Linked DNA regions of Homo sapiens: regions 1, 3, 4 and 5 are each linked to region 2. A link is a loop called in an ENCODE intact Hi-C map of the cell type or tissue named here. Cell type or tissue: heart right ventricle. All regions are shown on one strand. Links, peaks and the distances in the headings refer to the core of each region. The heading gives the core; the rest is flanking DNA. Region 1 overlaps GABRB1 (gamma-aminobutyric acid type A receptor subunit beta1). Region 2 overlaps GABRA4 (gamma-aminobutyric acid type A receptor subunit alpha4). Region 3 has its middle 9.3 kb from the start of GABRA4. Region 4 overlaps GABRB1 (gamma-aminobutyric acid type A receptor subunit beta1). Region 5 holds the start of GABRB1 (gamma-aminobutyric acid type A receptor subunit beta1).

The links. A loop is a pair of places that touch in the nucleus more often than their neighbours do. Peaks named below come from ENCODE experiments on the same cell type or tissue, not always from the same donor. Only the 100,000 strongest peaks of a DNase experiment are listed, where the experiment ranks them.
Region 1: a loop joins it to region 2, with 3 times the contacts of the local background. A loop is called at or near these places in 27 of 110 quality-filtered maps.
Region 3: it touches region 2 in a loop (4-fold over the local background); 24 of 110 quality-filtered maps call a loop at or near these places.
Region 4: it touches region 2 in a loop (2.7-fold over the local background); 26 of 110 quality-filtered maps call a loop at or near these places.
Region 5: a loop joins it to region 2, with 21 times the contacts of the local background. A loop is called at or near these places in 38 of 110 quality-filtered maps.

What each region holds. Positions count from the first base shown.
Region 1 is chr4:47,112,103-47,117,102 of GRCh38, reverse strand. All of the region lies in intron 3 of GABRB1 (gamma-aminobutyric acid type A receptor subunit beta1), which reads right to left. Among named protein-coding and RNA genes, the nearest start is that of GABRB1, 83 kb to the right of the region's middle. In heart right ventricle, for the core only: no CTCF peak of the experiment used is centred there; no DNase peak of the experiment used is centred there.
Region 2 is chr4:46,929,223-46,934,222 of GRCh38, reverse strand. All of the region lies in intron 8 of GABRA4 (gamma-aminobutyric acid type A receptor subunit alpha4), which reads left to right. Among named protein-coding and RNA genes, the nearest start is that of COX7B2, 22 kb to the right of the region's middle. In heart right ventricle, for the core only: a CTCF peak has its summit at 2,061 (motif pointing left); a DNase peak (open chromatin) is centred at 2,077; H3K27ac peaks cover 404 bases.
Region 3 is chr4:46,999,526-47,006,183 of GRCh38, reverse strand. It overlaps a transcript of GABRB1 not described here. Among named protein-coding and RNA genes, the nearest start is that of GABRA4, 9.3 kb to the right of the region's middle. In heart right ventricle, for the core only: a CTCF peak has its summit at 3,374 (motif pointing right); no DNase peak of the experiment used is centred there; H3K27ac peaks cover 704 bases.
Region 4 is chr4:47,119,878-47,124,877 of GRCh38, reverse strand. The region is part of intron 3 of GABRB1 (gamma-aminobutyric acid type A receptor subunit beta1); the gene reads right to left. Among named protein-coding and RNA genes, the nearest start is that of GABRB1, 91 kb to the right of the region's middle. In heart right ventricle, for the core only: CTCF peaks have their summits at 1,781 and 1,983 (motif pointing right); a DNase peak (open chromatin) is centred at 2,110.
Region 5 is chr4:47,028,235-47,034,845 of GRCh38, reverse strand. GABRB1 (gamma-aminobutyric acid type A receptor subunit beta1) reads right to left here and starts at 3,279. Exons shown (of 9, transcript NM_000812.4): 1 at 3,115-3,279; 2 at 2,841-2,932; 3 at 2,362-2,429. The coding sequence starts at 3,194. In heart right ventricle, for the core only: a CTCF peak has its summit at 2,012 (motif pointing right); DNase peaks (open chromatin) are centred at 2,055, 2,364 and 3,305; H3K4me3 peaks cover 2,408 bases; H3K27ac peaks cover 1,309 bases; H3K27me3 peaks cover 1,984 bases.

The sequences.
Region 1 (5,000 bases), core at 1-5,000, 180 kb before region 2:
GATATGGTTTGGCTGTATGTCCCCACCAAATCTCATACCTAATTGTAATCTTCAGTGTTGGAGGAATGGCCTGGCAGGTGGTGACTGGATCATGGGGGTGGACTTCCCCGCTTGCTGCTCTCCTGATGGTGTGTGAGTTCTCATGAGATCTGGTTATTTAAAAGTGTGTAGCACTTCCCCCTTCTTTCTCTCTCTCCTGCTCCACCATGTGAAGAGGTGCCTGCTTCCCCTTGCCCTTCTGCCATGATTGTAAGTTTCCCTGAAGCCTCCCCAATCATACTTCCTGTACAGCCTGTGGAACTGTGAGTCAATTAAACCTCTTTTCTTTACAAATGGCTCAGTCGCAGGTAGTTCTTTATAAAGATGCAAGAATGGACTAATACACTTGCCCAAAGAAAAGTACTAGATATTGTAATTACAACAATAATAATACAGGACCAGTAAGCCATAGTATCTAATCAGAAATCCCAAGGAAAAAATTAGTAAATGTATACCTTTTATTTTCCCACCTAACTTAACAGCCAAACTAATTTACCACTATATGTTCCAAAAGATTTAGCAGTGACAATGCTGCTGACATAGGAGACTAGATAAGTAGAGACAGTGAATGAAGAAAAATTGTAGTACTAAACATTATGTTATAGTGATATTCTCTGCATGTCTAAAGACATCATTTGAAATGGTTTTTACACATCTTTGCCACCAGGTTGAGCACTGGCAGATATCTGTGGCAACTACTTTGTAAGTGAATGATATCACATATTAAGGGCTATCTGCAGGGAGCCAATTAAAATAATTGAGATGAATGTCTTAGGCTAGGAATGAACCTCCAAATACTTCACTAGCAGAACAGAAAAATAATTCCTAGGAAAAAAAAACACAAATCAAACCTTATTTATGGATCCCATGAATACTGCATTAAGTAACTAGTTGTAGAGTGTACCAAACTTGACAATTTATTTTTCTGTAAAAGACTTAAATACAACTAGCAAGTAAAAACCACAGGCTACTTGCATATTTTCAAAATTTGAAGCTTGCTTCTCAAATTAACAAAACAAAACACCAATACTGTGAATGGCTTATATTGGTTAAATGTAGAAAATATTCTGAGGTTGTCCTTGGCGAAGATGATATAGCCTGACTAACATGGTCAATCAGAATAAAAGTAAAATAAAATTTAAAAAATGGAATGCTATAGAGTACAGTACAAATAAAAGCACAGTACCATGTGGTTTGCTTCAGCATTAATGTAAAATTGGATTGAATATATGAGAAATGGAAAAGATTTTCCTATTTTTAAATAATCACAGAAATTCCTAATTACTGTTAACTGTTTTTTTAACATGCTGTTAACATAATACATATGTTTTATTTAAAAATCTTATTGTGTTAGAAAAAGCCTTTACCAGTTTACTAATTTGCTATAAAATATGCACTTTTTTTCAATGTATTAAAAAAGCAGAAGAGCTTTCAGTTGACTCTTTACTAAGGATATTTCCTAGAACATAACACCAGAAATGAAAATCAAGTTAATTCCCCATGATTTAAAGATAAGTTGAATATATCATTAAACAACAGTAATTTTTATGATTTTATATTTAAAAAATCATAAAAAGTCAATTGTTCCAATTCACATTTCTCAAGATATTATTACTTATACTAGATCTTTTTCCAAAAAAGAAGAAAAAATTTTGAAAGTACTTAAAGCATTCAGACAGTGGTACAAGATAGAATAAGTGAAAATATCAGACAAATATTATCAAAGTTAGTAACCAAATTTTTTTAAGTAGAGGTTAATTTTTATTTATATTTGTGAAGCTAAAGAGAGCAAATGTTCAAAATATTTAAAGAGAATTCCTAGGAAAAAGCCTGGGGATAAGAAGGATTCCATTTTAGATGTATTAGCTATCAGCATAAATGTCTGCTTGCAATTAGAAATTTGTTCCTCAATTCATGAGAACCATGAAGGCTTGAGATATTAAGTTTAGAGTCACCTTCAGAAAGGAGTAATCATTAAACTACTTGTGATTTCTTAGAGTTACATAGTAGAAAAACAGTATCAGAGAACGGGAACTATAATCTTGGATTCACTCATATTTAAAGAGCTTAAAGAAGAGAAGTCAGTCAAGGAATTGAGAAGTTCTAGTAGGGAAAGAAGGAACATTGAGATGGCAGGGACCTCAAACCTGAAGCTGGAGACAGTTTTAAGTGGACCAGCTTAGCGTGCAGTCACACAGGACACAGCGCTTAGATAGTAGCCATGTTTGGTTTATATTCTGTCTTCCTGTGCTCTTGACTTAAGAATTTCTGAACAAGGGGCTCTGCATTTTCATTTTGCACTGGGCCTTGTAAATTATGTAGCTAGTACAAGTTTCAAAAATGAAAGTTGGAGTCAGCTTGGAAGTAGACTAATAAAGGTCTCCCAGGATTCTCATTAAAATGCCTGTGACTATATGAAAACAGACCCCCAAAATGGTCATAATGCTACAAACTAACAAAGAAGAAAAGTCACATGCCAAATATCTGGGCAGAAATTCAATTATGTGCTTCCTTGAAGAAGATGAATGCAAAAGTACATTATTGGACAACATACCTAATATTGCATGCCCAGAATCATAGTTTGGCAGATGGCCACAAAATATAAAGGTGGAGATGAGGATGAACACACTGGTTTATTGATACTTTTAGTGCCCAACCTTGATATGTAGGGACACCAAGACCAGAGAGAAAAAAGCCTTCTTCCCCTAAATACAGTTGCTGTCTTTGAAATGAATCAAAACCAGAATCCAGAACCTTCTGAGCCAATCAGTTCTCAAACCCTGCGTGCATTCAGAGAGTACTCTGAGGATGACCTGTGCAGGAAGTAGATGGCAGCAAGAGAGGTTTAGACAGTTCTCTTCATACGCCTTGGAATGATTAGCTGCCTAAAAACATCACTATACATAGGATTGAGAAAAAGTAGATGGTCGGGAATAACGCATGATTCTGGTGGGATGTGGTAGAGTATTTCAGAACCAAATAAGAACTGTAAACTGCATATGCATCTCTAGCTTGGTCAGACAACCCTAACCACGGAAGCAGAAGGAACTGAGGCCTGTCAGACTTAAATTGCCGTAAGGCTGTGGCCACATACCTTATTTTCTGGCTGAGAAAGTAGAAAAGGCTAGATCCTACTCAACTATAGGTGGTATCTGGACACTCTATGTATGGATCCTGTCTGTTATTTAACAACAGAACTGCAGGGAGAATAAATTGAAAACAGAACTGCGGGGCTGAATAAATTGAAAAATAGAAAATATTTGGTAAATTTGGATTTATTGGTGAAACCAACAAAAAACATTGGTTGCCAGGTTGTGTTCTGCTAATTAGATAAGGTATTTTATTTATCTGAAATCTGGCACAACTAGAGTAATGATACTAATTAAGGATCTGAGCATTAGGAGCTGGGAGAAAAAAAATGTTACCCTCTCATGATTGTTCTTCTCTTCTCCATGTGTTGAAAATGTATCCATCCTTCAAAGTTGGCTTGAAAGCCACCACTTTTGTGAAGGTTTCTTTTGATTAATTTTATATTGACTTATTTTTTCCTTATCTGAATTCTCATTTTGTATATTTCTATTTATTGTTTAACATATGGTTCTGTATTCATAATTATATTTTTATTTCACTTAACACATTATGTACTCAACGTTAAATGATTTTTTTTTTTTTTTTTTGGAGACGAAGTCTCACTCTGTCACCCAGGCTGGAGTGCAGTGGCACGATCCCAGCTCACTGCAACCTCCGCCTCCCAGGTTCAAGCAATTCTCCTTCCTCAGCCTCTGGAGTAGCTGGGATTACAGGTGCACGACACCACACCCAGCTAATTTTGTATATTTTAGTAGAGACGGGGTTTCACTATGTTAGCCAGGCTGATCTCGAACTCTCGACTTCTGGTGATCTGCCCACCTTGGCTTCCCAAAGTGCTGGGATTACAGGCGCGAACCACTGCACCCGGCCCTGATTTTTTTATTTTCTGTGACATTCAGCATTTTTGGGGTAGGGAATAACATTCCTGTATACCTTTCCCATCCAACCTTCTAACTCCATTTCAAGCCTAATACAGAAGTAGACACATAAAAATTATCATAATTGCCAAGGGAAACAGGAATGGCTAAAGAAAGGCAATAAAGAGATAAAGGAAATATAGATTTAGAGATAGGGTTTCTTTTTAGCTTAGAGAAGATAATTTTATAATTATACATATTTATAATTTCACAGGCAAGTATGTGATTAACTTTCTTAATAAGAATTTAGTCACATCTCACAAATAAGAATATAAGCTCCACAAGGCAGGATTTTTTTTTTTTATTTCACTGTGCTTAATACAGTGCTTGACACAAGGTAGGCACTTAATAAAGATTCATTGAATGAGTAAATGAATGGATGAATTATGGATATTGGGTACATAACTCAGAAAATGAAATAAACTGACAGGCTCTATGCACTTTCTATATATGTTTTCCTTTTCATCTTCAGGTGTATAAGTTGTTTCTTTAACAAATAGAGAAACTGAGGCTTCAAATTTTAAATAGTTGGATCAAGATTACATAAAGTATTCAGTGGTGAACCTGACAATCAAACCAAGAACTGCCTTATTCCCTCCAAAGCCATTCACTTTCTGCTATATAGTAACACAATTGTAGAATACTACTTTTTAGGCTGGGTGTGGCGGCTCACGCCTGTAATCCCAGCACTTGGGAGGCTGAGGCAGTCGGATTACGAGGTCAGGAGGTCGAGATCAGCCTGGCAAACATGCCTGTAGTCCCAGCTACTGTGTAAATATTTCTCACTATCAGATTTGGCCCAATATCTTTAAGTAGGGATTCAGGACAATCTTGCTGTGATTTTAGAAATAGCCCAGAACTGCTAACTTCAATGTCTACTAAAAATACAAAAACAAACAAACAAGAAAAAACAAAAAAAATTAGCCAGGCATGGTGGCACACGCCTGTAGTCCC
Region 2 (5,000 bases), core at 1-5,000:
TTAGTATGTGACTCATTGATATTCTAGAAGATAAACCTATTCGTTATCAGTCTTGTTAGTTTTTAATTTACAAGGATTAAGTTACATTTTATTAAACTTCATTAGCTTCTCAAGCAAGTAATATGAATGTAGCTGTGTGCATTCTGCAGACCTAATCTTAGTCACTTTATCTCATTGCTGCTAGAGTCATAAGTTGAGATGAGTTTTTTTTGCAGTTGATAAAAATTATTTAGAAATTGTGTCAGATCACAGTCATGACTGACGAATTGCCTGGATCTGCTCCTGTTTGCCTGTTGCTGCTTTAATTTGTTGGTAATGTTTAAATCTACCACCTTGCATCTCTTTTCTTGCTTCAGGCTATTGTGACTAATGACAAAGTAATTTCAAACTAAATCATTTTTTAAAATTCAAATGAAGCTTAGGTGCTTTTTCTTGTTCGAAACCACTGTGCATCAGCTAAATCATGATAGAACCACTGAAGTCTCTACACTCTGTACGAAACACAACATCACTCTGACACATTAGTTGCACCAAAATGTGAAAGCTGGGTGAATATTCTTCCCAGTGAGTCGTGTGCCAGATAGATCAGCAGATACCTTATTCCTTTTGTGGTCTGTCATCATGGAAAATGACTACTTTTAACAGAGTAAAACTTGAGACATAACTGCAAAAATAACTTGAGTGTCATTTAACTGCTTGGCAGAGAGCAATGATTTAAGCCTCAAATCAGTCTAATTCCACTTTCCTTTATGTAGGATATGATATACAGAATAGTGAAACTTCTAAGGCATTCTCAGCCAGACTTGGGATTGAGTCAAGATAACTTAAATGCCTTAGGCACTACCTGCAATATTCTAAAGATGTGTCCCATAGAAAAAGAAATAATAAATTGGAGATCAGATAAAAATTTTTGACACTTTCTAATTTGAAAAAGGATCTTGATTCTATAGGATATCCATTTTAATGCAATTTATCAAATATGAAATAGGTGCCTACTGTGTGCATTAATCTACAATGATTGATAAGACAGTCTTTATACTCTAGCTCATTACTTCTTTTAAACTGGAATAAAAACACTTGATCTTTGTTTTCAGACAGTAATCTTTTTGGTACTGTTCATGTTGCACACCCCACTCTCAAAAAGTCTCTTACTTCATTGTTCTTTTTTCTAACCACCTTAGACTGATTCTTTTTATTTTTGCTTAGACTCTCCTCTTTCTCTAGGCATATTCTTCAAATGTAAGATTTTATTTCTTCGATATTTATAACTTATCCAATAGTAGATATCATCAGAATATAGTTTTCCAACTGTCAAAAGCATGACATACAAATAATGAATGGACAGGTCTCCAAGATTGGTTCAATTGTTAATTAATGAGAGACCCACTTAGATGGTAAAATGGATTCAAAATCTTTTTGAGGAATGGCTACGTATAGGCAATTTTTTAAAAGGAAAAGTAAAATAAGACTGGTAGGTTAAATACAGAAGTGCTTAATGTCTGACAAGGCAATAAAACCATAACCTTTCATGATCTTTTGTACTAGACAGGAATCCATAATTGAATATGTTAACTTGACAGTGTTTGGGTTCTAATAAAATATTAAATGGCAAAATCAAACTCAAGTAAATTATTCTAAAGACTTAATAATCCTTGAGTGGGCTTGTTAAACAATACTCTATTATGACATTGAAAGGACATGCTGTATTTTTTTCTGATGTCCAAGTCTTGTATAATTTTTCTTAACATTATACTACTATGAGTACTTGACTGACTCAAATATGTGCAGCTTGTTAAGTTCTTTAAAGCCTCCTCCACATTTGTGAGTAGAGAACCTCTACAGTGAGGCAGAACAGACACCAAGTAAGTAACTTGCTGTATGACTTCCAGTGACCTGTAACCTTTCTGTTCTTACTTTTCTCTACTGGAAAATGAGGTAATGGAATAAGTTGATCACTGAAATCCCTTTCTGTTTTAAAATATTGTAATTCTTATAGAGTGGGATTATGAAGGGCAAAATATGTTGGTCCTTCAGCTAGCGTGTGGATTAGGCAACAGTGCCCCCTAAAGGTCCTCTATGAGTTCTGGGCAGGCCAATCTTCTAAGTATCCCAGAATGTCTGAGGAACTTCCGCCCTCACGAGCCCTTGGCAGCACCTCCCATCAGGACCTTTGATCTAACTCATCTATCTATTATCTATTGCCACAATAATATTGCATAACAAAAAAAATGATACTTCAGGTACACACAATTAATATTTATTTTTGCTCCCAAATCTGTGGATCAACTGTGGATTCTGTTGATGTTGATTACGCTTGCTCGGGCAGCTCATTTTCTCTTAACGGAACACTCATGAATCTAGTGTCAGCTAGTTGTTGGATGTTCTAGGCTTGTCTCATTGTGATAACTGGCTATTCTCCAAATGAGCTCTCAATCTCTAGCAGGCTAGCCCAGGCTGACCTGTTCTTATGGTGGTGGTGTCAGTGTTTCCAGAAAGAGTGTAAGCAAGTAAGAACTGTTGAGGTTAAGAATTGGAAATGACAAACTATCATTTCCGCCACATACTATTGAACAAAGAAAGTCATTAGCCAGCTTAGGAAAAATAGACTCCAACTCTGGATGGGTCAGGAGTGGGTAAGCTCCTGGACATGAATGTGGAGCATGAATATGGAGGCAGGAATATAAAGAGAAATGATGAATTGGTGTCACTTTTGAAGCCAGTCTATTATATAGAACACAATTCACAAGATTTCAGGACATTCCAGAAGCATACTGGTCTAGAACGAAAGAACTTAAATGTTTTAATACTTTGTTTTGGGGGGCAGTAAAGTTACTTAGAGTCAGTTTGATCCTTCCTACTCTTGCTCTTAAAATTCATTAGACAATACCAGAGCAGTGTTTGAGGCTATTTATACTATACTATTAAGACAGGAACTTCTACGTACTCTACCAAATGCTACATGAATGTTGACATTTTCTAGTGCAGCAGGTGGAAACATGCACTATTCCTGGCTTTGGGTGAATGTCAGGTATTGTTTCTTCTAATCATTTTGGACGGTTCCTTTCAGCCTTGGGTAGTTACCTCACACCCATAAACTGATCTTTGCTTAGTAAAATACTCAATGGGGACTCTCTTTAGATCTTTGGAGTTCTCTCTTTGTTTAGCATTCTTATCTCTGGTACTTTGTCCTGTGAACTCTAGCCATCTTGGTCTCCCAAGACTCTCAACTTCATCTCTTCAGTTCAGGAAGCCTGCCAGTTTTTTTCTGTTTTTTCCTTTCCTAAACCACAGCATGGCAACTCTCTCAAGTTTGTTTCTTCCCTCTCGGTGATTATGGTTCTGTGTTGTCTAATGGCCAGTTTCTTCAAACAACAGGTTTTTTTTTTGCATTTGTTTTAAGTTTTGGGGGTCATTTTAGGCAGGAAAGTAGACTTAGTTCCTGTTACTTCATTTTGGCTGGAAGGGAAAGTCTCCAGTCCTTAGAATTTGGTATTAGGAAACATACAGATTTCTAAAGGTCATGGACAACCTAACTGACTGAAAGAAGAAGATGGTATGCAACTATCATATTATATTTGAAAAAAAAATGTATTTCTTTCCTGTTTGTCCAATTTATCATTTTACTCTCTTTTCTTCTCTTCTTGGGATATTCAGCATTTGGTCATAGTTTGGTTCTTGAATATATTTTACCTTTCATTATATTTTTTATTGTATCATGTGTGTATGTATGTTTCCTTGCCAATGATTATATATGCTCTTTAAATTTTGAGGATATACCTTGTTCTTTTTTTATGTTATTCACCATGTATATAATATTTTAGGATCAATGATAATCAGTTAATTACTATCCTTTTCTGTAACAAGAGATTCAAAATCTGAGGATTAATTAGGTGACATTTACAATGTTCTGTATAGAGGAAAACTGCAGGATAAGTAATGGTTCTTCAGCTTTCAGGTTGATGTCAATTTTGATTTCAATTTTCTCCACCCAAATTCAGTGCCATATGTTAGGCTACAATTTCTCATTAGTTCAACTGCACCCTGCTTAGAAGAATACTACAAGCTGACATGACGAATGCTTTCTACACCTGTCAGAGTCTACACTGGCTCTGTTTTGTGAGGCTGTTTTTCCTTCTCTACTCAGCGACCTTGAAGTCATGATTTATGAGATATGAATTGAACTTTAAACATGCTAGATGAGTATACTAAAAAAGAATACATTTGTAGAATAAACCTTTATGTCTAAAGTGAGATTTCAATTAATTGTATATAATCTACCCACTTCATATATTATTAGTATCTGTGAATTGCCCTTTGAGGCTGGCTTCTTCCAATCACCCTTTTATTAGCTGCTCTTCTTTCTCTTTCCTCTATTTCTCCATTTTTTCACTCACCATCTACTTCATGAAATGGTAAGGGGAGAAGTTATGGAAAGTAATGATCATCTAACATTACTATAGCTAAGAATAAGCATAGTTAGGGAGGACAAATTCCTGCAAAAATATAATAGTATATTCTAAAAACTCAGACGTGGGTATTTCAGGGAACATCTGAGAAATTACTGTCCTTCATTAGCATGGAGAATCTATAATTAATTATGTATATAGTTATTTATTGTGGCTGTCAATATTATAAGAATTTTAGTGGTTTACTGCACAACTTTCTTCAAATATAATCTTGTTCTACAAACAAAATAATTTGCTGAAAAGCAGTGAAATATTTCAATTTAATCACTCTTTATTGGTTAATGGTTTGAATTCAGATATTTATGCAACTGTTGGTTGATGCTGTTTATAAGTCTAATACAACCTTTTTCTAATTAAATTTTATTTGTATTTTCATCATTAATTGAAGTGAAAAATAAAATATGTCAGTATTATTAGATTTCATAATAATGTGTACTATTATCTATGCTTTTCATGAAAGTAAATTGAAAGGACTTAGAAATCAAAGTTTTTGGACTTTTTTAAATAAAGGAATGTTAGGTACGTATGGATAGT
Region 3 (6,658 bases), core at 960-5,959, 71 kb before region 2:
ATTCAATATATCAGGGACAGAGAAAAACACATTTTTCGTTATAATTCTGTCGGAAATGATCTAATGGAAGGGATTCCATTGTCAAAGAATGTCAAAATGAGTCAGAAAAATAGTGTCTGATTTTTACCAAGCAAAATAAAACAAAAGAAATTATTGCTTCTTTATTAGAAGATGTGAAAAAAAAAAGAATAACAAAAGCCTCCTCAAATCAGATACTTCCAAGTTTTTAAGTAAATAAAAAAATAAGTACAGGAAGAAATGAAAGAAGGGAGGAAAGAAGACATTTGTATTCATAAGACAAAGATTAAAATCCTGAAAGTTTGGCTGCAAATAAGCCAGAGTAGAGGACAAATTAAATGAAGGCACAGTTTTGCTAAGCCCCATATGTTACAAGTTGACTCTTTCAGAGTTAGGTAAAGAAATTGGGTAGCCATTGCAGAAGCACTGGTTCCTAATTTTAGAGAAGTTGCAGAGGGAGACGTAAAGTTCTCTGTGATTGACAAAAGGACATTTTTAGTCCTTGGATCTTCAGGAGGCTTAAAAAAAGCTGACTATAAGTTAAGAGAGACTGCCGATGGTTTTTACCTTATGACTGAAATGTTTGCATTGCTTTACTACTTTCTCTTTTAGCATCAAATGGATCCTTATCAGATACTGTGCTCAAACCACAGGTTTGCTGCATTTTCAGCATACACTGACATTTAAAATCTCACTGGATGGTCACTTCCTCACCAAGAACAGTTTTTGTTTGTTTGTTTGTTTGTTTGAGACGGAGTCCCACTCTGTCGCCCATGCTGGAGTGCGATGGCTGGATCTCAGCTCACTGCAAGCTCCGCCTCTCGGGTTCACGCCATTCTCCTGCCTCAGCCTCCCGAGTAGCTGGGACTACAGGCGCCCGCCACCATGCCTGGCTAATTTTTTGTATTTTTAGTAGAGACGGGGTTTCACCGTGTTAGCCAGGATGGTCTCGATTTCCTGACCTCGTGATCCACCCGCCTCGGCCTCCCAAAGTGCTGGGATTATAGGCGTGAGCCACTGCGCCTGGCCCTACGGAGAACCATTTTTAAAAATCACTTCAGGAAAGTTTCTGCATCTGGGACATTAACCCTAGGAGTCACAAAGCCAGGTGTGTCTGGCCTCCCCCTAGGCCCACTCTTGGCTTTGGCTCTCTCTCCATCTAGGTGATTGCATCTGCCTGCTCCTTAGCCTCTCAGAATTCACTGTTTCTATATATGCCTTAGCAACAGTTACAAATCACTGCATGCCATTGACCTTCGAGGAAACACAAAACTATTGAAACTATAAGTATTAAACTTCAAATAGCAAACATATTGTTTTTCCTAGAAGTATAATTTTTAAAGGTGGAAAAACTAGATGATACGAAATCAAATACACATTGACAGAATAAAACCAATTCTGGATTATAAACTACGTATCTTAACAGATTCGAAGAGACTGTGTCATCTGTTTTTTGTTTGTTTGCTTGTCTGTTTGTTTTTTAAATCAAGTGTCTGGCCGCACCAATAGTTGGAATAGGCAGTCAAAAAGCAAGGTGTGTTTTGAGCATCTCAAACTCTTCCCATTCAACCCTAAAGTATATCCTTTAATAGTCAAAGACATTGGAAATTAAACCAGGGAACCTATTCTTTTTTTTTAAAGTATTAATATTATGCATTGCATGCCTGTATTAAAATATCTCATGTCTCCCATAAACAAATACACCTACCATGTACCCATAAAAACTAAAAATAAAAGGTATTAATAATGATGCTCTATTGCTCATCATGCCTATAATCTTGACATAAGTGTCTCGTCATTTTCTTAGAATCAATGCCTAGAATTGTAACCACTGGGAAAAATTAAAGAACTTTAAGAAAGTTTTAAATATATTATTGTAGGTCAGGCACGGTGGCTCACACCTGTAATCTCAGCACTTTGAAAGGCCGAGGCAGGCAGATCACAAGGTAAGGAGATCGAGACCAACCTGGCCAACATGGTGAAACCCCGTCTCTACTAAAACACAAAAAGTTAGACAGGCTTGGTGGGACGCGCCTGTAGTCCCAGCTACTCGGGAGGCTGAGGCAGGGGAACCGCTTGAACCCAGGAGGTGGCGGTTGCATGAGCCGAGATGGCACCACTGCACTCCAGCCTGGGGACAGAGCAATACTCCATCTAAAACAAAAACAAAACAAACAAAAAAAACAAAAGAACGTTTTAAATATATTATTGTAATGCCGCATAACATAATTAATGATTTCCTAACTTGCCTGTAAATATGTGTGGGCTGACATTGATCAATAGGATTGAATTCCTGAAAGGACATTGCATTTTAGGTTCAAAGCCCAATTTCCTAGACCTAAGGTTCCTCTTAAGGGAAGTCAGAGATTAAATCAGCAGAATAAACGCCTCACTGGAGGAAGAGTCAGAAGACTGGGATTCCAATCCTGATTCTGGTAGTTAGCAATTACAGAAACTTAGGAAAATCATGTCGTCTCTCTGAGCCTCATTCCCATACTTAAAAGAATGTAGCAGAACTAGATGATTTCTCTGGTTCTGTTTTAGCTCTGCAATTCTGTCATGGAAGTGGGAAACTTGAATGTCAATATGGACATTTACTTTCTCCAAAACCTAAATTTGTCCCTTGTCTCAGTGTCTGTCAAGTCTGAAATGTGAGAGGTTTCTTTTGGTTTAAAATATTGTTATTTATTTCCTAAATAACAATGAACTTCCTCCTGGATTCATTCCTTACATAAGCATATTAAATGCTTAGGACTTGGGTCTTACAAAAATAAATAAAACATCATCCCCATCCTCGAGAAACTCAGTCAGTCATGAAAAGAAACCATTAGGCAAACGGTCCACAGAATTACAACAGTCTGTAGAGACAGATAACAAAACCCTTACCTGGGAGGAGGTGGATTTCACAAGTGAGCTGCACTTAATCTAAATTTTAAAGATATGTAAGTGTTTTCCAGGTAGATAAAATAGAAAAGGGTACTTCTGAGGCAAGTGACATGTGAAGATACATGGAGGACTGAAAGCTTTAGTAGATTCAGACAATTTGCTACATAGAATTTATCACTAAAAGAACAAAGTTTTTTTTTATTATAAAGCAAATAGGAGTGATTTGGGAGTCTTATGCTATCCATAAATCAAACATTCAACTTTTGCTCACTCTAAACTGTTTCCAATAAATAACTTTTTGTGGTATACTTTTCTATGGCAAAGTCCCAAATCCTTCTCTGATATTTATCTTCATGCATTTTCAATATTAATCAATACCATTGAGGTTCTCCTTCTATTCTTATGACATTCACTCCCTTTAACTCTCTCTTAAAATTATGGTTAATGCCACTCCATGCAGTAGCCACCAGATGGTAATGAAGAGCAGTCTGGCTTCATAGTCTTTTGAGGACCAAATATTTCACCACTGTATCATGTTCAGGATTCACAGATTTGTTTGGAAAGTGAAAGTTTAATTCCAAACACTGTGTTGGTTTGATGGCAGGCTAGTATATATCTATGATACTTTAATCATTTAGTTTGCGTGTGTCTGATTTGTGTTATAGGTTCTGTATTGGGGACTTAAAGATACAGAAAAAAAAACACATACATTTCTGCTATTGTGCTTTACTTTAAAGGTGGTTCTTATTTAAACATTTGAAAGACTAAAATATTTGTGTCTAGAATGATTAGTGAAAATACCTGCATTCTTTAGGTTTAATTTGTGTTTTCTTCTGGTTATAAATATATTTAAAAGAGGAATTCCTTCATATCACCAGTAAAAAAAATGATTAAAATATCCAATGCAAATATATATAATAAAATTGCATAAAATACACAACACATTCTGCATCTTTGTTTCTTTGGCTTATTAACTTGCCAAATATGCTCACTCACTACTTTTTTACCCAAAGCTTGTAAAGTAAATGTTGATATTTTCGCAAAGGCTTAGGCCTATGTTTTTAAAAAGAGTTTTAAAATGTGTTTTACATTGTATGGTATATAATGTTTTCTTTCTAGTATTTTGTTGTCTCCAAAATCTCTATAGTGAGAATGCATTGTTTGACTGAAAAGTCAAAAGAACAAAATTCAAATATAATGATTAATTTAGAATCTAAGTAATAGTTCATGAAAGTTTAACATTTATAATGGTTCACATATCATGAGTTACTGTGTCGTAAAAAACTGCCTATCCTAAGACTAATAAAAACAATAAGTTGTTGTAAGATAAAGTTCAGAGTTCTGTAACAATTTCATATCACTTTTTGGAACAATTTAATGGCATTTGAAAGGTGAGAAAAATTTTAACATTGAATTGACACACAAAATTTTACTAGAACCCAAAACATTTAATAAACATTTAATTTTATATCCCCGTACAACTGTATTAGTTAGGATTTTCTAGAGAAATTGAACCGATAGAGTATAGATTATTCTATCTGTAGAAATTTTAAGGAATTGACTCACACAATTACAGGGGTTGGTAAACCCAAAATCTGCAGGGAAGTCTGGCAGACTGGAGACCCAGGGAATATCTAATGTTGCAGATCAAATCTGAAGTCCATCTGCTGGCAGAATTCCCTCTTCTGGGAGGTCAGTCTTTGCCTATTAAGGCCTTCAACAGATTGGATGAGGCTCGCCCAAATTATGGAGGGTAATCTGTTTTACTCAAAGTCTATTGATTAAAATCTTTATTTCATCCAAGAAATACATTCACAGAAATATTGAAAATAATATCTGGCCGGGCATGGTGGCTCACACCTGTAATTCCAGCACTTTGGGAGGCCAAGGCGGGAGAATCACGAGGTCAGGAGATTCAGACCATCCTGGCTAACACGGTGAAACCACATCTCTACTAAAAATACAAAAAATTAGCTGGGCGTGGTGGGGGGCGCCTGTAGTCCCAGCTACTCGGGAGGCTGAGGCAGGAGAATGGCGTGAACCCGGGAGGCGGAGCTTGCAGTGAGCCCAGATCGCGCCACTGTACTCCAGCCTGGGCGACAGAGCGAGACTCCATCTCAAAAAATAAAAAATAAACATAAAAAACTAAAATTAAATTAAAATAATATCTTACCAAACATCTGGGTACTGTGATCCAGGCAAATTAACACAAAGTTAACCATCACACCATTCTTATAAAATGCTATTCAATTTGTTCTATGAAATATTTCAGGCATATGAAAAATATATATAACAGCTAGTCTTCAAAGATGGCCATCAAATGAATCATATCTCTCAGTATTTACATCTTTGTTATCCCCTCTGCATGAATCTGGTTTGACCCTGTTACCTGCTCTGACCAATAGGATAATGCTCTGTGACTTTCAAGGTTTGGTCATAAGAAGTCTTCAGCTTCAGTCTAACTTGAAATGCTTACTTTGGGAAAACCAGCCGGCATATAAAAAGTCTTACTACCCCAAGATCATCATGTTATGTGGAAATCCAAGCTGGCTAAGTAAGTAAGATGGGGGAGGTGGGGGAAGAGAGATCTCCAGCCAATTCCCCCTGTCTATCTGAAGCACCAGTCATGTGAAGCAATAAGCTATCTTCAATGCCCAGCTCAGTCAAACCTTCAAATTATGCCAGCCCCAGCCACTATCTAACTGCAATGGGATGAAGGACCTCCAGGGAAAACCACCATATGAGCCTAGTCAAACTATGTGCACTGTGAAAGAGTATCATAAATTGTTTTAAGCTAGAAAGTTTTATAGTGCTTTGCTCCACAAAAGAAGATGAATATAAAAAAAGTAACATAGTGAACACCTAAGTCCTGACCACCAGATTTAGCAAAACTTAACATTTTGCAATATTTGCTTGAGGTATTTTTAATGAGATAAAGCTTACATAAACAGTTGAAATAGTCAATGTTTCCCTTATTTCATTCCTCTTTCTGCCACAGATACCCATTATCTTGAATTTGTTATTAATTTTTTCATGCAAATTTGTTCATATGGCTACATACATACCTACAACATGCATAATGGTTTTTTTAAGTTTTAAATTTTATATGAGTATTTGGCTGAAGGTATTATCATTATTGAGAGAAAGTGGTTTGCTCCCTGATGCACTAGAAGCCAATAGTATGTCACTGAGTTTTTGATAAAAGAGAAGTTTTTATTGCAATTTGACTAACAAGGTGACATGAGTCCAGCTCAAATCTGTCTCCCTGTACTGGCTTTAAGGTAGTAATTTTATTAGAAAAAGTTTAGGGGGTGGATTCTGGAATTAGCAGGAGATTGGTGGAAGGAAAGAGGAGGTCTGGAAAGTCCTTGGGCATGCACAGTTATCTCTTCATGCCTCCTCATGGGTCCCATGTGCAAATTTGGGAGGAGTTAGTATGAAACATGCAGTGAATATTCAGGCTGTGATGTCAGCATGTCTGTTCTCTGCAAAGTCTATTTCAACAGTCATATTGGCATTAATCCATTTTAGCTAGTTTTGTTATCTTATAAGCAGAAGGAGTTTTAGCACTGTTTCTTTTTTTATTTGTTATCTTGTAAACTAAACAATTTCTGTCAGTCACTGGTCTCTTCAGCTCTTTGGAGAATGATTTCTTTGTTTTGCCTCTTGCTTCTTTTGTATACATTTACTCCTGATATATTTATATTGAAACATATATCTTATTTCCTTATTTTAATTGTTGTCTAGTTCTCTC
Region 4 (5,000 bases), core at 1-5,000, 190 kb before region 2:
TTGCTTGATGGTATCTAATAAATCCTGTGGTCTTTCCTTCCTCCTTTTCATTTTCTTTCCTTTCTTCCTTGACTGGATGATTTCACATGACCTGTCTTTTAGTTCACTGATTCTTCTGCTTAATCAAGTCTGCTGTTGAAGTTCTGTATTGCAATTTTATTTCATTTATCATATTTTTCAGCTCCAGAATTTGTTAGGTTCTTTTCTGCAATTTCTATTTCTTTGTTGAACTTCCAATTTTGTCATGTATTATTTTCCTGATTTCACTGAGTTTTCTGTCTGTTTTCGTGTAGTGCACTGAGAATCCTTGAAGCAATTATTTAGAATTTTTTTGTCAGGCAATTTATAGATTTCCGTTTCTTTAGGATTAGTTACAGAGCTTTATTAGTTTCCTTTGTGGTTTTATATTTGCCTGATTCTTCTTAAATTGTGTAGTCTTGTGTTGATGTTTGTGTATTTGAAAGACCAAACACCTCTTCCTGTCTTTACAGATTAGTTTTGGCAGGTACAGACCTTCTCATGCTGGGGCTAATGGTACTGCCTCCAGGATTGCAGTTGAGCAGGTCTGAAATCAGGTCACGCAGTTGTTGCCAGTTATCCATAAACCCAGAATGAACATGCATTCTGTTTGCAAAACTCTTCTAATGCCAATATCCAATTTTAAAATTCTACTCATCCTTTAAGACCATGAGGTTTCTCTCATAAATTTTTAACTTTTTTTCTCAAATGATCTATAAGCCCTCATGAGCTCCTCTAACAATTGGTTTAAACAACTGAAAGACTTATCTGAGGCCTTTATGACTGCAGATGTATAGTTAGATGTGTATATATATATTTTTTTCAGGTATATATATGCCAGAAAAGCAAGATTATATATATATGCATGTGTGTGTGTGTGTGCATGTGTGCATTTATACATATATATGATATATATAATATATATAATATATTATATATCATATATTAATATATAATATATTATATATTATATATATTATATATAAGATATATATCATATATATGATATAATATATATAATATAATATATAATATAATATAATATATAATATATGATATATAATATATTATATATAATAATATATGATATATAATATATTATAATATATTATATATATAATAATATATGATATATCATATATCATATATCATATTATATATATAATATATCATATATATGATATATCATATCATATATATTTATATATATAAAATAATGTAATATATTATAATATATAATATATTATAATATATGAAATAATGTAATATATTATAATATATGAAATAATGTAATATATTATAATATATAATATATTATAATATATGAAATAATGTAATATATTATAATATATAATATATTATAATATATGAAATAATGTAATATATTATAATATATAATATATTATAATATATAAAATAATATATTATAATATATAATATATATGTGTATATATGTATATATGTAATATATATATAAAATATAATATCTAAAGTATAATATATTATCTAATATATATTATATAATATTATCTAATATATATAATATTATATAATACATATTATATATAATCATATATATGTATAAATACACACACACACATACACATATGTATGTATAAGAACTGGATTTATTTCGTCTCTAGCCCAGAATAGTACCTTTTGTAAAGTAGGTAGTGAATAAATTGTATTTAAAAGAGTGAAAAAATAAATACTGAATCATTGAATTTCAAGTTATGTTTGTGATGTCAAAAAGGCAGAGCACTGGAATAATTCAAGAGAAAATGAGTTGTACATCTACTCGCTTTCATTGCATTGTATAATTGCAGCTTCCTATTTTGTAGGTTAATAAGACAGTATAACAGCTATTAAATTTCTGTTTCACAGCTTCAATCCCAAGCTTTTACACTATATACGTGCTGAGTTAGGGCTAGTATTCTACCAGTCATTTCAGCTGGTCAGCTCGTTTTTCTCAGGATCTGCCAGTAGAGGGAGCTAGAGGAAGGCTTCAAGGCTAGGGGAAGAAGAAAGTACTTGCTCCTTTCTACTTGTTTCCAGTGAGCTTCTTGCCCACTGTGGTTCCTGTGAGCCTCACTTCAGCAAGGCTTCATCAACTCAGCAGTGACAGTTTTGTCCTGTGACAGCAGCTGTTGCAGTTTTTACAACACTTGCAGAACCAAGTCTATCATACTTCCCCTCAGAGACATTAGCTCCTGCTTAGAAGCACCCAGTGTCCTTTGAGACTGGAGTTTCAGTTCCATGGGGTTCTTCCTCTCAGTGTCTTAAGTTTTCTAACATCTTTCCTTATTTTACCATGAGAGTAGTACCTGCTTTCTGAAGTTGGTGCTTCCATGATATGTTAGAATTACCTTTTACTCTTTCAGTTGCTCAGTTGACAACTTTACGGCTAGTTAACAATTCTTTATATTTCTCTGGTCAAAAAGAAATCTGTTCTGGTTCCTGTCTTCTTATTGGACCTTAACTGATAATCATGGGAAACGTATCAAATGTGAAAAAAAGGAAGACTTTTTCTACAAAAAATGATGAACTAAACAGTCTGAAAATTATTTCACCCAGAACAAATTCAGCAAATTGAGATTCAACACTGTCAACTAAAAATTTAAACCTCTCTGCAGAAAAGTATTTCCTTGGCCACTGATGATTCAAAGTTTTCAAGCATAAATCCAGTTATGTGATTTTGGAGGTATAAGCTCAGGGCAGTGTTACAGAACTAGGATGATCACATATTAAGTACTGACAGGACTTTCCCAGAAGCTCTGCTCTAGGCTGTTTTTGGAGTCTGAGAGTCTAGAGAGGAGTTAAGGATATAGATATCATGGAAATGGATTAGAATACTAGGAAATAGACATGCCTTTTTTCTGGGTATGTTCACAAGAAGATCATGCCTAACAAATTAATATTATTTAACTATTAAGTAGTAAAAACAGAAGCTTTAAGAAATTAAATGCATTGAAGTATGTTCAAATCAAATGGGATTGCTTGATAAAACATATTTTGTTTCCATTTAGAATAATCGTTTATAAGTCCCTAGTATAAGAAAACCATCTCAAAATTCCAAACGACTGTTGTCTTTAATTTGCATAAAATAATTTAACTATGACTCAGCTTAACAAAAATTAGTTTGCATATTCATTCTTTGAGGTGGATTCCTTTCCCATATTGAAAATATATTATGATAGAGAAATACCTTAGATACATCTCAATTTAGTGGCATTTTTGTGTCCTCATATGTTATAAAATATAATTTTGTGCACAATTTTTGAAAATCACATTCTATTTAGGAGTGGGAGGTGAAGCAAGATGGCCAAATGGAAGCCTTCATCAATCATCCTCCCTTCAGGAACACCAAATTTAACAACTATTGACACAAAAAAGCACCTTCTAAAAACCAAAACTCAGGTGAGTGATCACAGTACTTGGTTTTTTAACTTCATATCGCTGAAAGAGACACTGAAGAGAGTAGTAAAGACAGTCTTGATTTTCCGATGCCACCCATCTCCTATTCCCTGGCAGTGGCCTCAGGGGTGGGGAGAGAGAATCTATGTGCTTGGAAGAAGAAAAGCACAGCAATTGTGGGGCTTTGCATTAAAACTCACTCCTGTCAACACTGGGCAGAACTCAGCCAACACACATGGACATGGAGGGAGCATTTAGATGAGCCCTAGCCAGAGGAGTGGTCAGAGCCTGAGTTTACCCAACCCAGTGGTCAGAGCCTGAGTTTTACTAAGCTTTGCCACCAAGGACTAAAGTGCTCTGGGGTCCTAAATAAACTTGAATGGTAGTCTAAGTTACAATGACTGCAACTCCCAGGCAAGTCTTAGTGCTGTCCTGGGCTCAGAGCCAGTGGAGTTGGAGGGCATGCAGCCTAGTGAGACACCAGCCAGGGCAGCTTGTGCCCCTTCTTCAACACCAGGCAGCACAGCTCATAGATCCGAAAAGTCTCCTTTCTTCTGCTTCAGAAGAGGAGAGGGGAGAGTAAAAAGGACTCTTGCAACCTGGATATCAACTCAGCCACAGTAGAATAGGGCACTGGGCAGAGTCATGAGGACCCCACTGCAGACCCTAGCTCCTGGATGACATCTCTAGACACAATTGGTCAGAAGGGAACCTGCTGCCTTGAGAGGAAGGACCTAGCCCTGGCATGATTTATCAACTGTTGATTAAAGAGCTGTTGGATCCTGAATAATCAGTACCTGTAACTAGGAGTACATGCCGTGGACTTTCAGTGAGACTCTTGAGACATGCTGGGTTCAGGTGTGACCCAGAATATTCACAGCTGTGGTGATTATGAGGAGAGACTCCATCTGCTTGAGAAAAGCAGAGGAAAGAGTAAAGGGGATTTTGCCTTGCAGCTTAGGTACCAGTTCAGCTGCAGCGAGGTAAAGCACCAGGCAGGCTCTCAGAGTCCCCAGTTCCAGACCTTGGCTCATGGATGGCATTTCTAGACCAGCCCTGGGCCACAGGGGAGTGGAGATTAAGTCCAATGTTTCCTTGTTGATTTTCTGTCTGGAAAATCTATCAAACGCTGAAAGTGGGTGTTGAATTCTCCAGCTAATATTGTATCAGAGTCAATCTCTCTTTAGCTCTAATAATATTTGCTTTATATATTTGGGTGCTCTAGTGTTGGGTGCATATGTGTATATATATGGATATATACACACATACACACATTGTTGTATCCTATTGCTGAATTGACTGCTTTATAATTATATAATTAACTTTTTTGTCTCTTTTTATAGTTTTTGACTTAAAATTTATTTTTTCCTGCAGATCATGAATATTTTTGTTTATCCAGTTTTTCAGCAACATCAAATTGACTTTTTAATTTGTGCCTACATGGGTGTTTAATAATGTTGCATTGTTTTGATTTCGCATGTCCTTAATTACTAGTTACATTAAACCTCTTTTCAGAAGCTTATTGGCCACATGCCCTTTTTTTTTTGAAACAGCCTTTTAAAATCTGT
Region 5 (6,611 bases), core at 1-5,000, 100 kb before region 2:
GCTAAATATCACAACATATAATAAACAATTCTCTTTTGGGGGTGCGGGCTAACCATCTGAGTTGTGTTTATACAGAACCCTCAATTTTAAAAACATTACTCTTTATTTCCATTTTTCTTGGAGTTATTTCCAATCTATTTATTTCAATGTTTTGTCATAGATGACAGAAGATAAAATAAACTTTGGGTTCTGTTGATAGTGCTCATTAAAAGGAGAAACAAGAAAGAACAAGTAAATCAAGGTTTATTATTTTTCAACTTTGAGTGGTTTCTATTTTCTAATCATGTCTGTAACATTGTTGTGGAAAGGTAATGGGGATTGTAGTAGAACAGGTATTTTCAAAGGCTTATCAGCTGGGTGAATACTTTTGAAAAATCAAGTGCATACACACGTGTTGCTGTGAGTAAACAGACTGTATTATTTAATCATTAGGAAGAAATGTCCAGTGGTATTTCAATTAAAGTCAATCCTTGTTCTGAGCTTATGTATGAATTCAGTTGAACAACTAATTATACAGAACTTTTTGTTACGGTGGTTGTTGATTGCAGCAACTTCCCTATTTAATTGAGTTTTAAAAAAAACTGAAAAGGGGTATGTCAATATAGCCAACAGAATTATATATTTTTTAAAATTCTGAAAAGCATGACACTCTACACGGCAAGGTAGAACAAAGGCTGCATTTGCTTTTTGAGCTTTTTAAATCTTCTATTTTATCAATTATCTGTGGATGCTTACAAGATACCAAAGGAAATGATTGAAAAGGAAAAATATTAACATTATTAATCTACATGATACAACTTGTTAAACTAATTCATTGTCTAATTTGTCCAGTTGCATTCGTGTAGATTAGGCACATATTATTACATTCCTCAGAGTGTTTCTAAATAATATGTTTTGGGTTACTTTGTGGTGTTAACATGTATGTAAACAGAATATAATAAGTCAGTTTGCCAAATGAGAAATATTCATTGTGTATTACGTTTTTAAAATTGAGTTTCTTTTTCCAGCACGACAATCAGAGACATTTACAAATAGTATTTTAAATACGTTATTTGAAGCAGGAGCCGCTACAACTACAAAATACAGAAATTAAATAGTCACACTTTTTATTCTATTCCTATTCAATAAGCTATAGACATATTTATTTCGACCCTAACATAACCTAAAAAGGAAAAGAAAAGAATTCTTAAACCATAGTATATTAAAATAAAACGACACAGTAGGAATGAAATGAAAGACAATTCAATAGCCTTTATAGCCATAGAGTGATACAATCTCAAATGGTTTTACTCTTTAAATTATTCAGGATTTATAAATTTCTGCCGCCATAACATTTTTTCACAAGTGGAATAAAAATGGCATTTTGCTCACGTAGATCTAGCTGTTCCCTGGGTGGTTGATTCTAGAAAAGCAACAGGCTTTTCCGTCTTACGAGAAGCAACAGTTAGAAACTCTAAGTAGAAAACTCCTACACACAGTGGACGGAACCAGCCAACAGAGAAAGTGGCAGCTATTTCAGTTCATTTTGCAATAGCTTCCAAAAAGAGAGGGAAGAAATATATAAAAGAATGTTGACCCCTTTGAAATGAAAGGACTGTGCTGTGTTACTGTCGCCCCCTCTCCCTTCCAACGTCCCTTAAATTATCAGGATTTTTAGGCATGCTTAGGTTTCTAGAGTAAGGTGAAGCAATATGACTTGATTTATTCTGTTTCAACTTAAATTTGCAAGATGCAGTAAGACAAATTCATAACCTCCCGCAAGAGAACAATACAAGCCTACCCAGGCTCGGGCACTTTTCCTACTAGCAAACATGGACTGTTGTCTTAGCCTGTTGCTCCTGCCACCAGGTGTGCCTGAACCTGGAGAGAGAGGACACTTTGAAACCCAGACTGTGCTCTCGGTGGCAGGGCCTTGGTGCATCCGGGCTCGCGGACTGCGAGGGCCATGGGGATTGCCAGCACCGCGCCTGGGGAGGTGATGGCTGCCGACCACCGGTCCGGGGACCCTAGTGCAGGCCGCCCGGCTGCCAGCAGATGGTGCCCTCCTCATCCAAACACGCAGGGAAACCCAGCTAAAGTAACGCTCAGACTCCGCCCCAGCAGATCCACGGCGCAACAGTCACTCGTCCTTCCCAAAATAGTGCCGAGCACGTTTCCCCTGGAACACCGCAGTAGCCCGTGTGTGTCGAAATTACAAACCAGGGGCGACCGGGTGTGTGTGCCGGAGCGGGGAGCGGGTGCGGAGTGGGACCTCAGGGGCCAGGGGCGAGGTGACCGCCAATGAAACGCAGAGGGCAAAGGGACCTGTCCATTTCCCATCTGCGTAAGCCGAACCGCCGGGCCCCTCGGGAGGCCACTCACCATATTCACTTCGGAGACCATGTCTATGCTGGCGACATCGATCCGCATCCCAACGTCGACGGGGGGCCCTGCCGGGGAGGTGGGCCACATTAGGAACAGATTCTCTCAGTGACAGCAGGCTGGGGAGGGTCTGGGGGCTTCCCAGCCCTTACTCCATTCTTAACGGGCTCCCTCCCTGCTCCCCCCACCACCCCTTTCAGGGGACTGCCTGGGAAAACAGGTGTGGGCACACGCGTGATGCAGTGACTATGCAGAGGGTGTGTCGGCCCGGGAGAAGGTCGCCTCCGCCTGAGGATTCATCCACCTGAGACTGGGGACCCGGGGTGTGTGTGTGTGTGTGTGTGTGTGTGTGTGTGCCCAGGGTATAGTGCACGCTTACGAAAATGACATGCCTTTTCTTTTTTTTTTTTTGACATTTATCTTTGACAGAAAAGGAGAACTAAGGATGGGTTACAGGTTGAAAAAAGATGAAGCGTTACCTCCGAAGTCCGGCCGCAAGCGAATGTCATATCCTTTGAGCAATCTGTCCACTGTCTCTTTCACGTATGACATGTTGCTGGGTTCATTGGTGCTAAGGGGAAGAAGTAGGGACCGTATTCAAAATGAGCACAAACTGTGAGCACATATAAAAAGATACAGGCACACCTACCCCCAAACAACAAGATACATGATCCAGCAGACACGTAAAAAGAAACATACCAAGAAAAAAAGAGAGAGAGAGAGAGAGAGCGAGATTCAACAACAGCAGCTCACCTGTGTGCACAACAGACCATGGTAATCATCACAGGGAAAGAGAGAAGCCCCAGACTCTCTCGATTTTGTACTGTCCACATTACTAACTCTGATTAAAAGAATTGTCTTTTCTGCGAAGATTCAAGGAATGCAACTTAGTCGGCTGCTGGGCAGTAATTCCCGAATGGACCTGCGCATGCGCAGAGCGCGCTCACTACCAAAAGACACCTTGTGCCTTGCAAACAATATTCCTAGTGGAACAGGCAACAGATTTCAATCCCTCTAAAGTTCCTATTTGGGGTGCTCCATGTCCTCCGGGTAGTCAGAGACAAGCTGCTGTTTCCACGCAGGGGATCCTACGAGCATGTGTAAACGGAGTTTCCTTCATGCATTGGAGGTTGCTATGTTGATTTCATTTCTGCCCTCAACCTGATTTTGTTTTTTTTACTGGGCGCTCAGTGATCTGGCTAAGGCTGCCTGTGATTGGCATCTTTCGTTGACAGTCAGGGAGGTCCTAGAACGGGGACTCTGGAGGAGGGTCTGTTGTTCTCTGGTTGCCTGTGGCGGGCACCGGGAGGATGTGATCAGCGGGGGTTGTGGGTGGGGGTGACTGGGAGCAGGGAAGAGTGGAGAGAGAGGGAACGGGAGAGTTACTAAAGGTACAGAGGAAACTCAGGACGTATTTGAGAACTCCAAAAATTAGGTGCCCTTGGGAGGCATCCTAGGACATCTGGCTTGGTGTAGACTTCTGTAGGAGGCAGAGTAGGAGGGGCAAGCCAACTTTTCTTCCACCCCACTTTTCTTCCCTCCCCTTGTCGTTTTTCATCCAGGTTGGGAAATGAGGGAAACAAAGGATCCAGCAGCAGTTCTGGGCAGGCAATCTTTTTTTCTAGGGCCATCCACTGCAAGCCCCACTTATCCTCCAGGTTGTGATAAGAAAAATCTCCTTCTTAAATTGACAGCATTTAAGGTGGTATTTGTGACCCCTAGCAGAACTCTGAAACATCCAGACAGTTTAACCTCTGTTCGCCAGTAGGTTGGGATTCTGCAGGAGCAAGTATTGTTTGAATTAAATCAAATTCAGTAACTTCGATTCTACAAATGTCATTGAGCACATGTTAGGCAGAAGGCCCTGGACTAGGTGTTTGTTCTTTTGTTAAATAGTATATATTAAATTTTGTTGTGGGCATTCTGGGACTTATAACTGATTCAAAAAGGGTTCTTGTCCTAGAGAAATTCACATCTAATGGGAGAGGGACACACACAAGTGTAAGTAAAGCGAATTGTAATCCCTACTCCTATTATAGTCTGCTGCTTACTTTTATGAGGGAAAGAGGAGACAGCTTAAAAATTAGCTTCTAACTAGGATGGAAGTGTCTCAAGGTCAAGAAACTTATGCATATTCTTAGTATTTCCCTACACAGGAGTTACCAAACAAAAAAACGTAATAGAAAAATTTATTCCATTACAATAATAACAAAAAATTCTAATGTACCTAGGAATAACTGGGGGAAAAATATGCACAAGAAGTTTAGAGTGAAGGTACATAACATTATTTAAATACACAAAATATGACCTAGATAAATGGAAAATGTACCATATGGGTAATTGGGAAGACTCAACATTGTAAGGATGTCAATTCTATCCAATGTAAGAAATATAACCAATTTGAATCAAAATTCCTACATTCTAAATGGAAATGAATAAACTAATTCCAAAATTCAAATAGAAGAATGAGGGGGTAAATAAAAGCCAAGAAAACCTGGAAGAAGAAGAAGAAAAAAAGAGAAGGAATATGGGGGCATTTGCCTTTGAGATATCAAGACATTATTGTGCTATATAGAAACTGAATCAGTTTGTCTTTGGCATGGAATTCATGTAGGGATAAAAAGCAAAATAGTACGAGCAAATAGAGAGCACAGAAATACTCCTCTATTTTAAGAGAAGTAGGAAAAGATGAGCTACTCAATAAATGTTGCAAGACAATTTATTATCCATAAGGGAAAAAAGTAGATCTTTACATCATTACATACATGAAAATATATTACAGGTAGATACGTAACTTTAATACAAAAAACAAAACTTTCAAAACTTTAAACTATATAGGAGAATATCTTTATGACTGTGATAAAAGGAAAGATCTAAAGATGAACAAAGTTATAAATGATAAAAAAGATTATTGCGATAACTATGTTAAAATGTAACCTTCTTTAAATCCAAAGCTTCTTCTGAAAAGTCAAGTTATACATAGAAAGAACATGTTTTCAGCAAATTTAACCATCAGAAGGTTTGTATAAAGAAATTACCAGAAAAAAAAACTTCCAGAAGTAAATAAGAAAAGATCAAAAGCCACTCTAAATAAGGAATTGCAAATTAAAGGAATTGTACACTATTTTAAACTCATGAGATATGCAAAACTTAAGAATATTAAAAATTGGCTTTTAAAACTCCATATATTTTCAGTAGACATATAAATTGATCTAAACACTTTGTACCACTCTTTGGACATACTAGTAAAGTCAAAGATGCCCATGCTCTTTGGCCCAGAATTGCTACCACTCAGAATATACCCTAGTGATAAACTCATGCAGTCTAAGAATATTTATGGCAGTGTTGTTTTTAGTAGTGCAAAACTGGCAACAATTTTTATTAATTGGAAATAAATAGGAATATAATCACACAATGTAATACAACAGTCAAAATAGTTGAATGTCTACATGCTTCTACACTGACAAATCCCAGAAGTAAAACACTGAGCAAAAACGAAACAAGAGCAAGGTGCAGAATGATATAATGAGCCATGATAACATAAATTTTAAAATATTTAAGTGTAAAACCCAAAAGATATATTATGTACATATACACCATATATATATATATGGTATATATACCATATATACACATATACACCATATATATGTATATATACCATATATACATATATATACACATATATACACATATACATATATATGGTGTATATGTATGTGTCGGGGTGTGTGTTTGTGTGTGTATGTATATATATACACATACACAGAATAGAGAACAAAAATAAGAAGGATACCACACTTTAAGGTTCAAATGAATCTACAATATTTTATCAAAAAAATTTCATTCCAATTAGCCACAACATGATATGTGGGTGTTCATCATTCTACTCTCCATATATTTCTAGATATTTGAAATATTTTACAAAAAGCTGATCAAAACTGATAACGAAGTGACCAATTAGGAGATACATTTGCAATTTATATTTTAAAATGTTTATGCCAATCAATGAGAGAAATAAATGTCTAATAAATAATGAGCAAACAATTGTAACAAGCATTTCACCAAAGAATCTCTAATATTTGATAGCAGAGTAGGGTGACTGTAGTCAGTAACTTAATTGTACATTTTAAAATAACATAAACAGTGTATTTGGATTGTTTGTAATTTCAAGGATAAGTGCTTAAGGGGATGGATACCTCATTCTTTATGATGTGCTTATTTCACGTAACATATCTATATCAAAACAT